2 separate regions of the Mus musculus genome follow, and region 2 is linked to region 1. A link is a loop called in an ENCODE intact Hi-C map of the cell type or tissue named here. Cell type or tissue: heart. All regions are shown on one strand. Links, peaks and the distances in the headings refer to the core of each region. The heading gives the core; the rest is flanking DNA.

Region 1 (8,346 bases), core at 184-8,183:
ACAAACCCAGCCTGGTGTGAGAAAATCACTTGTCCCTTGCTTCTCTCTGAAGGCTTCTTTAGAGTAATTAGCTCTCACTTTGGTCTGTCTTCTCCTTATTCAGCCAAATAGCCTGGAAACATGGAAGAATACCTTGTTTATTTTGTATTAATTAGAGATAGCAATAAAAATAAAAAGACTTTTAAACCTCCAGGACTCCAGTGCAATGCATGGAACCCAAAGTAAATGATTACCAAGTGGAGAAAGAACAAGGGACTGCCAGGCTCCGCACACACAGGGACGTGGTTTGGGCTTAGAATGACTTCCACACAGCAAATAATCTGAAAATTCTCCCTCACGATGGTCATCAAAGTATGTGTGGAGCAAAGTGAAAAGGCATATAGAACATGTACATACAGGCTATAGAAGTCATGTAGAACACCTATGTATAGGCTGTAGAACTCATATATAACATATATGTGCAGGTTGTAGAATGGTTCAGTCTTTGTCACGGCATAGTGGCCCAAGACCTTGGCTAAAAATGGTCCTTAAATGATGTACCAGAGTTCATCCTTTGCCATTCATGGGAATAATATGTATATTGTGTATCTATGAACACAAATATGACCAAAATCTGATCCCAGTTTTCAGAACATACATCAGTACAGGAATATGCTAACATAAAGCATAATCAGCAAAATTCAGACTCACAAAATCTATGAGAAAAGCAATCCAATTCTGTTTCAATAATTAAACACCAAGGGTGGGGGAAGGCCATAGGGAACTAACTATTCAGTGGTTTTGAGCATTGGTTGCTCCTCCAGAGGACCCAGGCCCACATCGCAGATTATAAACATCTGTAACTCCAGTTCCAGATGCGCCAAACCCTCTCCTGAACTTTGAGGACACCTGGCAAACACTGGTGCTGCCTATGTTCTTGCAGGCCAAACACTCATATACACAAAATGACTCTAACAATAGTCAAGAGGTACTTGAGCAGTTGGAATGTGTAGATTTTATTTCAACGAGGGTGTCAAATGAATCGCTAAAATGTTAGCACACAGTTGTATACATTTGAGCCCCAACTAGCTACTTTATGTCATATGGAATCACTAATGGTCATTTTCAAGTGTGAACATGGTGGAGTTGTATTTAAACAAAGTCCAGGAGTATGTCCTGAAGTGATGAGATTTGCTTCAAATAATCAGAGAGAGAAAGGGAAAGAGAGAGAGAGAGAAAGAGAGAGAGAGAGAGAGAGAGAGAGAGAGAGAGAGAGAGAGAGAGGTGTAAGACAAGAAATGTATAAGATTCGGACCGGTTGTGAATTAGTAATTGTTAAACTACAACAATAGAATCTGGGAACATTATCAGAACCAATTAAGCGGAGGGGGAGAAGGGAGGGAAGTTATAACATTGTGTAGAAGGAGCTCTTGTATACATTTACCTGACTGCAAGAATGACCTCAGAGAAAAGGCCAGAACCACAACCTCACACAAAGGCCACTCTAACACCACATAAAACCCACCACTGTGCACACACCTGCCAGCAGCTGCCTTTCACTCTGTGCTGATAGTGTCCTTGTCCTCCCTTCCTGTGTCTCAGTGCTGCAGGAAATCCTTTCCATTTCGACTTGGCAAACACCCCATTTGCCTCGGTTGACCTCAGTAAATCTGCCCTTGGTTGACAGGGGTGCATTGCGTCTGGGTTAACCCCTTTTCTGCAAAGACATGGATCTTTGGAGAGTCTTGTTGTTTTAACTAACACGATCACCCCCCTGTCCCATTCTGTGTATATATTTGACATTTAAAATTTTTAGAGAGAAGGGGAGACTGTCAGTACTCTCATGTACAGCAAGCAGGAATGTGTTACCACTGTTTGAAGGGCTATTTTGAATACTGGAAATAAAGTGGAATAGGTGCCTTCTGAGAGCCTATCATTCTGCTTGTGGGCTTTTAGAGAACGGAAATTCTAAGAGGTTAATTACCCTTTAAATGGCTTCTTAAACTCCTGGAGTAATGCTTCCTAACACGGCTAGGGCATTGACTGCTGTGAGGAATAACTTGCTACATTTGATGAGGGAATATGAAGAGAAAGTGTCTGGCATGACAGTATTTTCAGCACATCTTGTTACGAAATATCTAAGGATGCCTCACACTTGAGCAAGAGTGCCTCTTCCATGGGTGTTTGATGCAATAGTAGAGAAGCTGATATGGTAGAGGCATGTATCAACGAAAGGATGCTTCAGACAAACCTCAGCACATTCGGTCTTCCAGCTCCAATATCACTGAGCTTCAACCAACAGCAGATCAAATACATGGAACTGGGAAGATGGCTCAGTGGCTGTTCTGGCTACTTTTGTGTCAACTTGACACAGCTGGAGTTATCACAGAGAAAGGAGCTTCAGTTGGGGAAATGCCTCCATGAGATCCAACTGTAAGGCATTTTCTCAATTAGTGATCAAGAGGGGAGGTCCCGTTGTGGGTGATGCCATCTCTGGGCTGGTAGTCTTGGTTCTATAAGAGAGCAGGATGAGCAAGCCAGTAAAGAACATCCCTCCATGGCCTTTGCATCAGCTCCTGCTTCCTGACCTGCTTAAGTTCCAGTCCTGACTTCCTTGGTGATGAACAGCAGTATAGAAGTGTAAGCTGAATAAACCTTTTCCTTCCCAACTTGCTTCTTGGTCATGATGTTTGTGCAGGAATAGAAACCTTGACTAAGACAGTGGTTAAGAGCACTTACTGCTCTTCTAGAGGACCTCAATTCAGTTGCCAGCACCCATACCAGTGGCTAACAATCCTCTGCAGGAGATCTATTGCCTCTGGCTCCTGGAGGTCCTTGTACTCACAAGATGCACATTCCCACATGCAGGCTCATATCTAAAAACAATAAAACTGACTTTGAAATACATTACCAAAAGATATGACTGTGTTGAACATGTGTTTGTTTGAGTCTTTTTTCACTGAAGAATACAAAGAAACAACCATTTAAGAAGCATTTCTATTTTCTCAGGAGCCCTGGGTATCATAGAGATGACTGGAGGTTTGCAAAGGAATCTGCATGGGTTGGATGCAAATCTGATAGTATTTTACATAAGGAGCATGGTGTGTGTGTGTGTGTGTGTGTGTGTGTGTGTGTGTGTGTGTGTGTGGTATGGTGTGTTCTTTTACTCTTATTTGTACTCTGAAATAGTAATGAAGAAAAATAACAAATTAGCGATGCTTGCTTGATAGCTCCAATCATGGGCCCAGGGGTGTCGAGAAAAACAACACCAGAGAGCTACTCGTTCATTCCTTTGCCTAATCAATTTTGTAGCCTCAGTGACTAGGTGTTTTTATTTTGATTCTTTTATTTAAAGGAAGAGATTTGGAAGTCTCGGTTCTGTTTTCAGAGTAACACAGGTGCTCTTGAATGTGAATGATTTGTGGCAGGATGCCTGTGTTCCTCCAAATGGTAAAACCTGGAGAGACTATACTAACAGAAGCCTTCAGATTCCCAAAGGAGAGAAAGTGAAGATAAATTCCCAATGAACTTTATCTCTGTGTTTAAAAATCTGCGTTTTGCTCAGGTACAAAATTTTAGAGCATAAGAAAAAGTAGAAAGCATGATTTGGATTGTAAACTGCTAAGGACAAAGGAGTTTTCCTCTTCACACTATTCCAGAACCAAGGCTGAAGTTTGACGTAAAAAATGGTATACTAGCACCACCTACTGGACACGCTTAGGTAATACATAGACACTCAAGAAGGTCCTAAAATGCAAGGTGAAATAAAAACATAGATTGTTAATTTTGGTTGTTGTTGTTGTTGTTATTGTTGTGTTGTTGTTGTTGTTGTTGTCGTCGTCGTCGTCATCGTCGTCGTCGTCGTCGTCATCATCGTCGTCGTCTCTGGTACTAGAGATGGAAGCCATGGCAGCCTTCATGCAGGAATCAAATTCCCTCTACCACTAAAGTCACACCTCTAACCTTATTTACTTTAATTTTCGGACTTGTGGCACAGACTATATAAAAGCACACCGTATGCATCCCCCTGAATAGGATATGACTATCGCAATCACAAAATCACAGAAGCGGAAGGTACCTGCACAAGATTAAGCCAACCACAGTTCTGGCATACATGGAGGATGGTCCCTGACCCCAACTGGATAGTGGCTGGGGAGGGGCTCACTCTGCTCCGAAGATGTATCCAGGGGTAGATTCCATGCTCTACCACCCACACATGTATACACAGAAATAACTGGATTTAGTGGGTAATTAAAGAATAAATCAAAAGACATGAAATTGGGAGGGGACACATTGAGAGGATGTGGAAGGATCCAAAGAGGAAAGTGGAGATTAAATTGTCACAGGGTATACACCGACTACTCCGACACTGTTTTAAGCCAATAGAAAGACTTCATTACCAGGCCAACCACTACACTGGTTGTTCAGGACCCCAGTACAGCCCAAACCTTTCCCAGGGTGAGCTTTTGAAGCAGAAAAACCTTGTTCTGAGCTGACATACTTCAATTAGCAAGAACAGTTAACTAGAAGAGGAACTACAGAAGCCAAAAAAAGCAAAGTTGGTACATTTAGAGACTTTCCCAGAAGTGTGGACTTTGATGGAGTAAGTAGGCATGCTGTGCTTTATGGCCTGAATAATACTTCTATCGCAGAGTCAGCTGTGCTAAGGTCTGAAGACCTGTTAAAATGTGTGATCACAAAATTCTCAAAACTAAAAAAGTTAAATCTGAGTATTAGACACACAAAAAGGAGGTGTTTCAACCCATAAGATGGGAGCTGTCAGAAACTATAAACATATTAACACCACTGCCAAAGTATTACAGGAAAAAAAGAGACTTTTAAATTATTTTCCTACCTCACTCATTGGCGTGAAGTGATAATCAGGGCAGGAATACAAGGAAAAAAAAAAACTTAATCAGTTTTCCCAGAGAAGCCACTTTGGCTTGTAGCCTTGCCCATTTCTGTGGTGCAAACATCCCTGTGATTGCCAAAGTCAACATGGAGCTTCTGACCACAGAACCAGAATGAAGAAGCAGTCTCCAGAGAGCTCAGAGTCAAGCAGATAGTCCTTTCCACAAGTGGTAAGAAAGACGACACACCATGGCACCTCCCAAAAATGTTAAGTCACCATCTCTGAAGGATGGCAAATCAATAAGACACCCATCGCCCCAATTTATATAATTCCAAAAAAAAAAAAAAAAAACAAAAAAAAAAAAAAAAAAGAAAGAAAACCAAAATCTAAGACAGAGCAGCTTCTCAAGTCTGAAAGAATCCAGGCTGGAGGGCACAGGAACAGTGAAGGAGCTGAGGACAGGATCCTTCAGGTCTCCATCTGCACCCCAGAGCTAAGACTGTCCCTCGGCTCTCCCAACCCAAACCCCACCCAGGAAAGAGCTGGTCTCCCCAGGAGTGCTGACACACTTAAGATCACAGACTCAGGGGCCCACAGGAGGGACAAGCTCCAGTCAGAGACAGCAAGACCGACGAACACCAGCGATAACCAGATGGCAAGAGGCAAGCACAAGAAACTTACCAACAGAAACCAAGGATACTTGGCATCACCAGAACCAAGTTCTCCCACCACAGCAAGTCCTGGATACTCCAACACACCTGAAAAGCAAGATTTGTATTTAAAATCATACCTCATGATGATGATAGAGGACTTTTAGAAGGATATAAATAACTTCCTTAAAGAAATACAGGAGAACACAGTTAAACAGGTAGAAGCCCTTAAAGAGGAAACACAATAATCCCTTAAAGGATTATAGGAAAACACAATCGACCAGGTGAAGGAATTGAACAAAACCATCCAGGATCTAAAAATGGAAATAGAAACAATAAAGAAATCACGAAGGGAGACAATGCTGGAGATACAAAACCTAGGAAAGAGGTCAAGAGTCATAGATGCAAGCATCACCAGAGACTCTAGGTGCAGAAGATACCATAGAAATCATTGACACAACAGTCAAAGAAAATGAAAAATGTAAAAAGCTCCTAACCCAAAACATCCAGGAAATCTAGGCCACAATGAGAACAAACCTAAGAATAATAGGTATAGAAGAGAGTGAAGATTCCCAACTTAAAGGGCCAATAAATATCTTCAACAAACTTATAGAAGAAAACTTTCCTAACCTAAAGAAAGAGATGCCCATGAACATACAGGAACCCTACAGAATTCCAAATAGACTGGACCAGAAAAAAAATTCCTCCCATCGCATAACAATCAAAACACCAATGCACAAAACAAAGAAAGAATATTAAAATCAGTAAAGGAAAAAGGTCAAGTAACATATAAAAGCAGACCTATGAGAATTACACCAGACGTCTCATGAGAAACTATAAAAGCCAGAAGATACTGGGCAGATGTCATATAGATCCCAAGAGAACATAAATGTCAGCTCAGGCTAAAATATCCAGCAAAACTCTCAACTAACATAGAAGGAGAAACCAAGATATTCCACGACAAAAACTAATTTACACAATATCTCTCCACAAATCCAACCCTACAAAGGATAATAGATGGAAAACTCCAACACAATGAGGGAAACTATACCCTAGAAAAAGCAAGAAAATAATCTTCTTTTAAGAAACCAAAAAGAAGATAGCCACATAAACATAATTTCACCTCTATCAACAAAAATAACAAGAAGCAACAATCACTTTTCCTTAATACCTCTTAATATTAATGGACTCATTTTCTCAATAAAAAGACATAGACTAACAGACTGGATACTTAAACATGACCTAACATCTTGCTGCACACAGTAAATGCACCTCAGTGACAAAGACAGACACTATCTCAGAGTAAAAGGCTGGAAAAATTTTTTCCAAGCAAACGATCCCAAGACACAAGCTGGAGTAGCCATTCTAATATCGAATAAAATCGACTTTCAAACAAAAGACAGGGAAAGACACTTCATACTCAAAAAAAACCTACAAAAATGAACTTTTAATTCTGAAGATCTATGCTCCAAATGTAAGGGCACCCACATTCATGAAAGAAACTTTACTAAAGCTCAAAGCACACATTGTACCTCAAACAATAATAGTGGGATGTGGAGAGCCGTGAGCAATTGCCATCATGAGCCTCCACTGTGCCTAACTGGTAAACAAGTAATGTGCGCGGGTGCAAGAGTAAATTCATGCCAAGTCACTGCCCATCCCGGGGTGTAGTAGTGGGGTGATGAGTGAGCAGCTAATCAGGAGCTGACACGTCACATGGAGGGGTATATAAGCAGCATCATTTTCCTTGTTTGTTGTTCTTCTTTCGCCTATGCAATCAATGCTCTCCCAATAAACGTGTGCAAAAAGATCCTGTTGCAGCGTGTTCTTCCTGGCCAGTTGAGCATGTGCAAGAAATGGTGCCGAATCCCGGGACGAGAAACATCTTCAGGCATGAGTGAAGACCCCCTGCTACAGGGAGGATTCAGAACTGCATCGCGGGGAAGGAGTGGTTGATAAAGGTTCCTGTAAAACAGACTGTTGAGAAGGATTCGGCGTGGATTCAGAACTCTTCAGCTGGGGAACGGTGGTAATGAAGTGTTCCCGCAACACAGACAGTTGAGAAGGATTCAACTGCATGGATTCAGAACTCTTCAGCTGGGGAACAGGGGTACCCGTAAGTAAAAGGAAATTAATGTGAGTCTCTGAGAGGTATGCTTTCTTACGCAGTAGGTCCGGTAATTGTCGTTGGGGTTGTGTTGCTTGCTTTCTTTCTTAGCCTTGATATTATGCTATTGCCTTAATTTTTCATCACCCTGGACAAGAGTGTATCTGCTGGGGGTAGCTCGGCAGACACATAAGATCATAAAGCAAGTGTAGATAAACTTGTGGATCGACCTTGGGGCTAAGAACCTCACGTAGATAAGTGAGTACCTCAAGGACGCTTTATCCAGGACAAGAAATGTGAGCTAGCTGTTAAGGAAGGGCAATGACTTTTGCAGGAGCACCAGGGAAGCATATCAGAAACAGAGAGAAATGAAAAAGAAGGCACGCGCAGAAAAATAAGTAAAAAAAAAAAAAAAAAAAAAAAAAAGTTAGAGCTCTCCTAGGGACAGAATAAAAACGGGAGACGTCCTGCTCTGGCTCCTATGGAGATATTTTTAGCTTTGATAGGATATTTGTGTCCCTTTGAAACCCCAAGTTTTATTTCTTGTCTGTCTATTGTCTGTTTTTGGTATATGATTATTGTTTTGTGTTTTATGTTGAAAAATATAATTGGTTAAAACTTTATCTGCTGGCTGTCCATCCTTTAACTTGTTTGAAAAGTAGCCTCAATTTGCACAGTAGAAAGTGATAAAAGCACTGTGGCTGGGAGTCAGGTACAGCTGAAAAAGCCCTGCTGAGGGCCGATTGCAAATGGAGCTC
Region 2 (8,346 bases), core at 103-8,102, 390 kb before region 1:
CTAAGACTTGGATGATTATTAATTTGCTCAAAGTGAAGCATCAGAAAGTAAACTACCAGGATATCTGACCATGGTAAAGCCTCTGCTTATTCTGTATAGAACATCTTCTGTGGTAGAGTCTACAGGAGGTAGAACTTGTAGGACTTTTCGTTTTAGAGGTGAGGGTGAAGTGAGGATAATTAGCAGGATTTTAAACTGCATTTAGTACTGCATTAACACACAAAGCACGAGAAAGCCCTAACAGGTGTGTATATTTTGACAATGTTTGATCCTTCCAATATGCTGCCATTGTGTACTACATTTCAGTGCTAGACAGCCTAGCATTGAAGACAAGGGAAAGGAGACAGTTTTATAGGAGCAACAGGACACAGGAACATGAGCATGAAGTAGCCTTGGCAGTAGACGTTCCTTTGAAGAAATGATATGCAAGGGAGAAAAAGCAACAGGTTTCATTCAACTGAGGACACTCATGGAAGTTTACCGATGGTCTAAGTGAGTGTAGTAAATGTGCAGAAGTAAAGAGGAGAGATGTGAGTCCGTTGCTCTAAGGAGCAAAGCGTCCATGAGTTTCCATGAGAAGAGGGCAGTGGGAGGGGCCTGGAGCAGATCCCACTTGTAAGGCTCTTAGGTTTGGGGGTTGTTTGTTGCCGTTGTCTGTTTTGTTTCATTAACCTAGCAACGATCACTCCTCTGGCGGTGAGGAGAACTTGGATTTTAGGTGTGACCTGGGAATGTTGAGTGGAGTATGGACAAGGCATCTTTCCACCTTTATTTATTAACGTTGCTTGGTGTTTGAACCATCATGTGTATCTTTTGCCTTGAGCATTTTACCTTGGTGAGCATGTGGGTAGTTTCCAGTTTGACTTCTATCAGACAGACCTGTAAGAAACACTGTGTGAGGCAAGCCTACTCAATGTTCATGCACGATTGACTTGCTAAAGTAGATGTGTTTTAAGGAACTTTTTCTTAGTAATAACTTTATTGAAATCTCTTCTATATACTATGCATGCCACTCAGTTGAAATGTAGAATAAATCAAAACTTAAATAGTTTTCTAACTTTATAAAGAAATCCTGGTCTCATCAGCTCCCCTTACTTCCATCCGCTCCATGCCAACAACTCATATAAATAGAATTATATGGCACTGGTGTTTGTATCAAATTTCCCTCACTTTGAACAGTGTTTTCCTATACCAGTTCTTTCCTTATATTGATGAGCAAGTGATATTGCAGGGTATGGTGAGCCATACATCTTTATCAATCATCAATTGCTGGACATTTGAAATAGCTACCTGACTGTTAGGAGTAATGCTGTCAGGGACACCTACGTGCAAGGTTTTGTGAAAGCATGTGTTTTTAATCCTGGATAATACTTTAACTCAGAAGATTTACCATTTTTAGGAATATCTGTTTAACAATTTATGGCAACTTTGTCCCTAAAATATCAATATATCTTTCTGACTGTAGACTTGTGTTTTCTCTGTATCCTGGTGATGACTGAACACTGTCCATCTTTAAAAGTTAGTCAGCTTTTGACAAGGGATTACACATTCTAATTGACATTTGTTCTGCGTCCTAATGAACCTGAGCTCAGGCCTTTGCTCACGTGTAAGCCTGCAGCTGTGCTGTCCTCTGGGAACTGCCTCTGCTCATCATCTGCTGTTGTAGGCGGAGGGCTGGCTTACCACAGTGTCTGAGGCTCTGGAAGTCCTTTAGTTCTTTACAATTCAGGGCATCTCTCCCAACCTTTTCTTTTTTTTTTTTTTTCTCTCTCTCTCTCTTTTTATTAGGTATTTCCCTCGTTTACACTTCCAATGCTATCCCAAAAGTCCCCCATACCCACCCCCCCACCCCCTATCCCAACCTTTTCTTAAGTAAATTTTGTTTAGTGATATCTTTTCTTCCCAAGGGTTTCACTTCTATAATATTCAATCATTTGAACTTTTTTGTCAGTTAGGATTTGGTTGCTCTTCCCCCATATCAACTCCCCAGATAAAACTAATACTTTCTAGTATTTTCTTCAAATGTCTAATATTTTCTTATGTCTTGTCCATTCATCATTTTTATACATTTATTTGATGATTCATTGTAAGCAATAGTTGATGGTCATTAGCTTAAAGATAAGTGGAAAATATGGAAATGTAAACTCTAAGGAATATGATCATTTCTATAACTAAGTAATATCATTTTAAATTATGATTTATCAGAACTAGTAAATCAGAAATGCTGCTGTCCTGAAATTGTACTACTTCTACAACACATTAGCTAGAGCCAGATTGTTAGGTAAAGTTAGTATCCTAGTTAAATCCACATTTGAGATAATCGGTCATTCTGTAGTGTAAGTGTGCATGTATGCTTAACTTGAACAGGATTGTATATTTCAAACAACATCCAGAATATAAATGTAAATGATATGCTGGTTAGTTTTTATTGTCAGCTTGACACAACCTAGCCTCACCTAGGAAGAGACAACTTTGGTTAACTAAGGAACAGTCCAAATCAGGTTGGCTTACATGATAGTTTAAGTGAGGATGACCCTCAGGCTCAGAGATTAGCTTGTTTAGCTACCAGCTGGTGAACGGTTTGAGAGGGAGTAGAAGGATTAGGAGCTGTGGCCTTGTTGGAGTTGGTGTGGCCTTGGAGGAAAATTTCAGTAAAAAGTAACAAGTTTAAGAAGTCTATTGTAAAACTGACTGTAGGTAATGACTAGTCTCTACTTGAAAACTACCGAGAATAGACTAAGTATTGTCGTCTCTCAAATATGTATATGAGGCAAAAAGTTTTCAAATATCTACAATGATCCATTTAAAATATGCTACTAAATTCAGGAAATGAGGCTCCATCTGTCTTGGTGATGAAGTGCACAGATCTGGTCAAGAACCACGCTCAAGTATCTGGCTTAGGTGATATTTCTTTCTCTCTCTTTCTCTTTTCTCCTGGTTTTTTGAAAAAGATGAATATTTCAGGTTATGTTGTATAGTATATATACAACGTTTATTTTGAATTATAGATAAAATTGTATATTACCTTTTGGTAAAAAAAAAAGTTTTATTTCTTTGCCATCAAACTAAATAGTAGCCGGGCGTGGTGGCGCACGCCTTTAATCCCAGCACTTGGGAGGCAAGGCAGAAGCAGGCAGATTTCTGAGTTCGAGGTCAGCCTGATCTACAAAGTGAGTTCCGGGACAGCCAGGACTACACAGAGCAACCCTGTCTCGAAAAACCAAAACCAAACCAAACCAAACAAACAAACAAAAAGACAAAAAAAAAACAAATAAACAACAAAAAAAATCAAACCAGTAGTTTGAAAATTCAATTGGAAATTTGGATACTCTTCATTTCTCTGTTATGAGATAATATAGGCAATGGCAAGATAGTCATAAAATTGCCAATTTCTTGTAAGCAAAAAGTAAAGACTGAGACTTTTAAAGAAAATCCAATGTAAGTAAGTTCTGTAAATGATATGAAAATATTGTTTCACAACTTGGTATAAAAATTATTAGATTTAGTTTTACTGTTGTGCTTAATCTAAGATGATAATAATATTAAGTTTATATTCTGCTTGAGGGTATGAGAATAATGCATTTTGAAATATTATCATCCAGTGCTAGTCATAGTAGTATTCTCCATGTGGAAGAAGTAGAAGATCAGGAGTTCAAGGGCCACCATCTTCAGCTACATAGTATTCTGAGGCAGCTCGTAGTAAAAGTAATATCTAAGCCAGATATGAGCATGTGATTCTCCACCAGATCTGAATACTTCATCACTAAGATAGATGGAGGTCTAATTTTCTGTATTTAGTAGCATGATATTTTAAACCAACCATTGTAGACACTTGACTAACCCCATGGAAATCCATGGTGTAATATCTGGCTGTAACACTAGGTGGTGGTAATGCATTTTAGACTGTGGACCCTGGTTCTCAACATAATGTGCTTTTCTTTAACAGGAAGATTTGCCTCTGCTCACAGTTTAGAGGAAAGGAAACAGGCTGTTTGCTAACCATAGAATATCATTTCTACCCTATCTGCTATTTGCTGTACTCCTAAACCCTGGTGGCTGCAACCCAAGGACTCAAATGTTTTTATTTTATACTATTAATCCTCCTAAAGTTTATGGACAATTCCAAAGAGGTTTTCCTTGTAGATAGTAGATATACTTGTGATAGTAATGTTTTTCATATTTGAAGTTGAATTGAGAAAAGCTTTTTAATCTATGTTTATGGTCCTACTTACTTACTTACTACTTACATTAGCTTTAAGTGTCAGTATACGGAAAGCCTTCCTGCCAGCCCAGGTGAGTGCCAGCCTGTGAGTGCGTAGTGTCTGTATCAGAACCTACTGTGCTGCGTCAGCTGCAGGGTTACTACTTGCTTGACCTTACGTCAGTGAGTCTAGCCTTCTGCTGGTGGCCCATTAGTGTTCACCAGGCTGGCCCAGCCTGTGCTTCTGAGCTCTACTGCCAGCTGCTTGTCTCCAGTTAGAAGTCCCCAAAGTAGCTCAGTCACAGTTTGCATAAAAGTGAAGTCATGCTCAGCCTTCACACAAATCCAGAATATCTTTCTTGAAGTCTTCCTTCCAGTTAATCACTGTTTATCGTGTTTGCCATGGTTATGGGTTTAAGGAACTGAATGTGGTGTCACACACCTGTGGTTCCAGGTACAGAGGAGCCTAAGGTGAAAGGACCCTTGAAGTCAAGGGTTTGGAGCTGTCCTGTGCAACACTGTAAAGCCCCATGTTGAAAAACCAGGAATCTCAGGCAGATTTTCATTCCTTACCTGAGTATGTTAATTTTCATTCTTTCTTATCTTTGGGTTTACATTTTTCTTCTTGTCTTCTCTGGTCTTAGAATTTTCTACATATACCATCAGATTAAATTCAGATGTTGCCATTCTTCCCTGACATGGAAACATGTTCTGCCACACTCTACTCTGTGTGAGTGTGTGTATGTACATATGTAGAGAGCTTGTATCATTTCTCTTTGCCCTTCGTCAGCTCTTTATAAGGCAGAGACTATGTCTTAGTCATCACTGTTTCACAGCCTTAAGCACACTGGCTGCTTTCACTTAGAATAGAAAGGAGTAGCTTGAAGTATCCATGTTTTGCCAGACAGTGGTGGTGTACACCTTTAGTCCCAGCACTTGGGAAGAAAGAGACAAATGGATCTCTGAGTTTGAGGCCAGACTGTTCTACAGAGCAAGTTTGAGAACAGCTGGGACTACACAGAAAAACCCTGTGTTTAAAAACAACAAACAAAAATACAAAGAAAAAAAAAACAAACAAAAAGGAAGGAAGAGAGCGAGAAAAAGGAAGGAAGAAGAAAGAAAGAAGCAAAAATTATGTTTTAAGTGCTATTTAGTTATGGTCACCATTATCCCATAATAAATACTAATACTTATGATTTAACAAGCAAGCTCTTTTTTTTTAGAAAATAAGGGTCAGTCAAGTTACCTCTTTTTATGGAGGTGTGTGTGTGTGTGTGTGTGTGTGTATACGTGGATATATATATTACGTGGATATATATATATATATATATATATATATATATCCATGTCCTATACATATATATATATATAGAGAGAGAGAGAGACACATGTGTGTGTGTGTGTGTGTGTGTATGTGGATATATATATATATCCTATACATATATATATAGACATATATAGATATCTATATATACTATACATATATATGTGTGTGTATATATATATATATATACACACATACATACATACATACATACACATATGTGTGTGTATGTATATATGTTTGTATATGTGTATGTATGTCCACACACATATACATATATATACACACACACATGTGAATATGAGTGTGTGTGTGTATTTGTGTGTGTGTGTGTGTGTGTGTGTGTGTGTGTGTGTGTGTATGTGTGTGTGTGTCTTTGGGTTACCAAGTGATTTTTTTCTTAACTAAAAAATTAACATTAAATACTTTTATAAATAGTTTTAATCTACATTTGAACCATTACATTTACCCAGTACAAAGCTACCTGGTATCATTTTATAATAAATAGTGATAACATGATTATTTGATTTAACTTTTTTATTGTTTTATTTACTACATCCCAACCACAGTTTCCTCTCCTTCCCTACCCCTTCAATCTCTCCCCTTCAACTCCCCTTTCCATCAGATCCACGTCCCCATCCACTTTCCCTCAGAAAAGAGCAGGACTCCCAGGGACATCAACCAAACACAGCATAACAAGGACCAGGAACATACTATCATTGATTTGACATCTTAGTAAATACGTGCAGAGGTTTAAAGATAGTTTTAGGTGAAAGAAACATTTTGCCATGGTTTGAATATAAATATATTTATGCACATATATATATGCACACACATGACTCAGACTTACATATACTAATGCAGTGTTGAATTTGGTTTTGTTTATTTTATTTTATTTTTTTTTTTTTTGCAGAACTTCTCGGTATCCATGAACAAGCAGCTGTAGGATTCTTAACACTAATGGAAGCTTTACGATATTGTAAGGTAAACTGTCTTGAGGGGTTTGAATATGCCCACACTGTGGACAGTATTTTCACTCTGATGGTCATTAACTTCAGCTCCTGGCTGTCACCACTCATCACTGTCTTACTTCCTTGCTGAGCTCCCAACCCAAACTAAGTGTTAAGAAATGAAGGCGGCTAGTTGTACTTGCTTTCCTGTGAAGGGAGTGAGTGACAGAGCAAAGAACAAAATACTATATAAAGTAGAAATATACATGGTTCACTATAAATATGCTATTAAGCTGTTTCGCCTTGAACCTTCATTGTTGTAATTGAGGTGCCTACCTGTGCAGTCCTCAATGGCTATTAAATATTGCAATATTTTACATGAAGCTCACATCAGTTTTCTCACTTAAAAGATGCCATATTCTTAGACAAAGGATGATGTAGATTTGTAGATTTTTTTTTCCATTTTAGAATGTTTATATCATATAGTGGTTCTGATGACAGTGACAATTTTTAGTAACATTAACAAGTGTCTTGGCTGGGTGGTGGTTGTACACAGCTTTCATCCCAGCAAAAGCAGGTGGATCTCTGAGTTCAAAGCCAGCCTGGTCCACAGAGCAAGTCCCAGGGCAGCCAGAGCTGCCCAGAGAAACCCTGTCTTGAAACCTCCCTCCCACGGCCCTCCCTCCTTGCCTCAAACAAAACAAAACAAAACACCCCCCCAAAACAAAACAAACACCAATCTAAAGAAGCATTTTCTCCTTTGTGTGTGTGGGGAGAGGCACATGTGCATGCACACACATTACTGTTTCTGTTATTGTCTGTCAGACATCATTCCTTCCTCATGACATCTTCTGCCATAAACAGAGATGTAAGAGCAGTACAGGATCTCTTCTGACCTTGTAAGTAGTGACTATGCACAACAGTAATACCTCCCTTTTCAGAGATTTTTAATTCTATAAATTAATGCTATTCTAAGACAGCCTGGCAATCAGAGACTTAAACTGAGATTCCTCTTTCTAGTACATACACATGCTCATCTATCCTGGAGAAGAGTATGCACCTATGCGCGCGTGCTGGCTCTCTCTCTCTCTCTCTCTCTCTCTCTCTCTCTCTCTCTCTCTCACACACACACACACACACACACACACACACACACACACACACTTTACTTGTCACCAAGTTACAGATTTTTAAAGGATTTTTCCATTTACTTTTTTTTGTTGCTCTGATAAAATAACCTGACCAAAGAAACTAGAGAAGGAAGAATTTATTTTGACTTATAGCTCCAGAGGGTTAGAGTCCATCATGTCAGGGACTACACTCTATGGTGGGAAGAATAGGAAGCAGAGAGAGAACAGGAAGTGGGCCAAAGGTTATAACCTCTAAATCTCGCTTCCAGTGATGTACATCCTTCAGCAATGTTCTACCTCCTAAGATTTGATAAACTCCCAGACAGCACCCCTGACTGGGGGCCAGGTGCTCAGATATGTGTACTCAGGGGGCTGGTTCTCTTTTAAACCCCATAGCCATGTTGTGTAAATCTTCAACTGGATCCTATCTTCTCAGTCAGTGTTGTTCCCTCCATTGCCCCGTTCCAGCCACATTGGGGGTCTGCCATTTCCCAGTCTCCCATCTCGTTACATAAATGGTTGACTTGTCCCTTGGGTTGATTTTAAGTTGTGTCAGAAGAAGTATTTCCTGACATTTCCTCAGTTACTCTCCAGATTTGGTTGTGAGCCTAGCCTTTGAGGGCTGAGCCATCTCTGCAGCCTGCCCCAGCTCCTCTTTCACATTATTTGTGAGGAATGACTCCTCTATGGTGACTCTTTTTTTTTAAATCTCTTCCCCAATGGTATTAGACTTTTACAGGA

Evidence for each region. Hi-C counts contacts between places; a loop is a spot of excess contacts. Peaks named below come from ENCODE experiments on the same cell type or tissue, not always from the same donor. Only the 100,000 strongest peaks of a DNase experiment are listed, where the experiment ranks them.
Region 2: it touches region 1 in a loop (11-fold over the local background); 19 of 42 quality-filtered maps call a loop at or near these places.

The regions. Positions count from the first base shown.
Region 1 is chr2:11,997,784-12,006,129 of GRCm38, reverse strand. No RefSeq gene overlaps it. Among named protein-coding and RNA genes, the nearest start is that of Gm34768, 100 kb to the right of the region's middle. In heart, for the core only: a CTCF peak has its summit at 3,686 (motif pointing left); no DNase peak of the experiment used is centred there.
Region 2 is chr2:12,384,772-12,393,117 of GRCm38, reverse strand. Mindy3 (MINDY lysine 48 deubiquitinase 3) reads left to right here. Exons shown (of 15, transcript NM_024185.4): 9 at 6,439-6,509. Among named protein-coding and RNA genes, the nearest start is that of Mindy3, 31 kb to the left of the region's middle. In heart, for the core only: a CTCF peak has its summit at 3,870; no DNase peak of the experiment used is centred there; H3K27ac peaks cover 462 bases.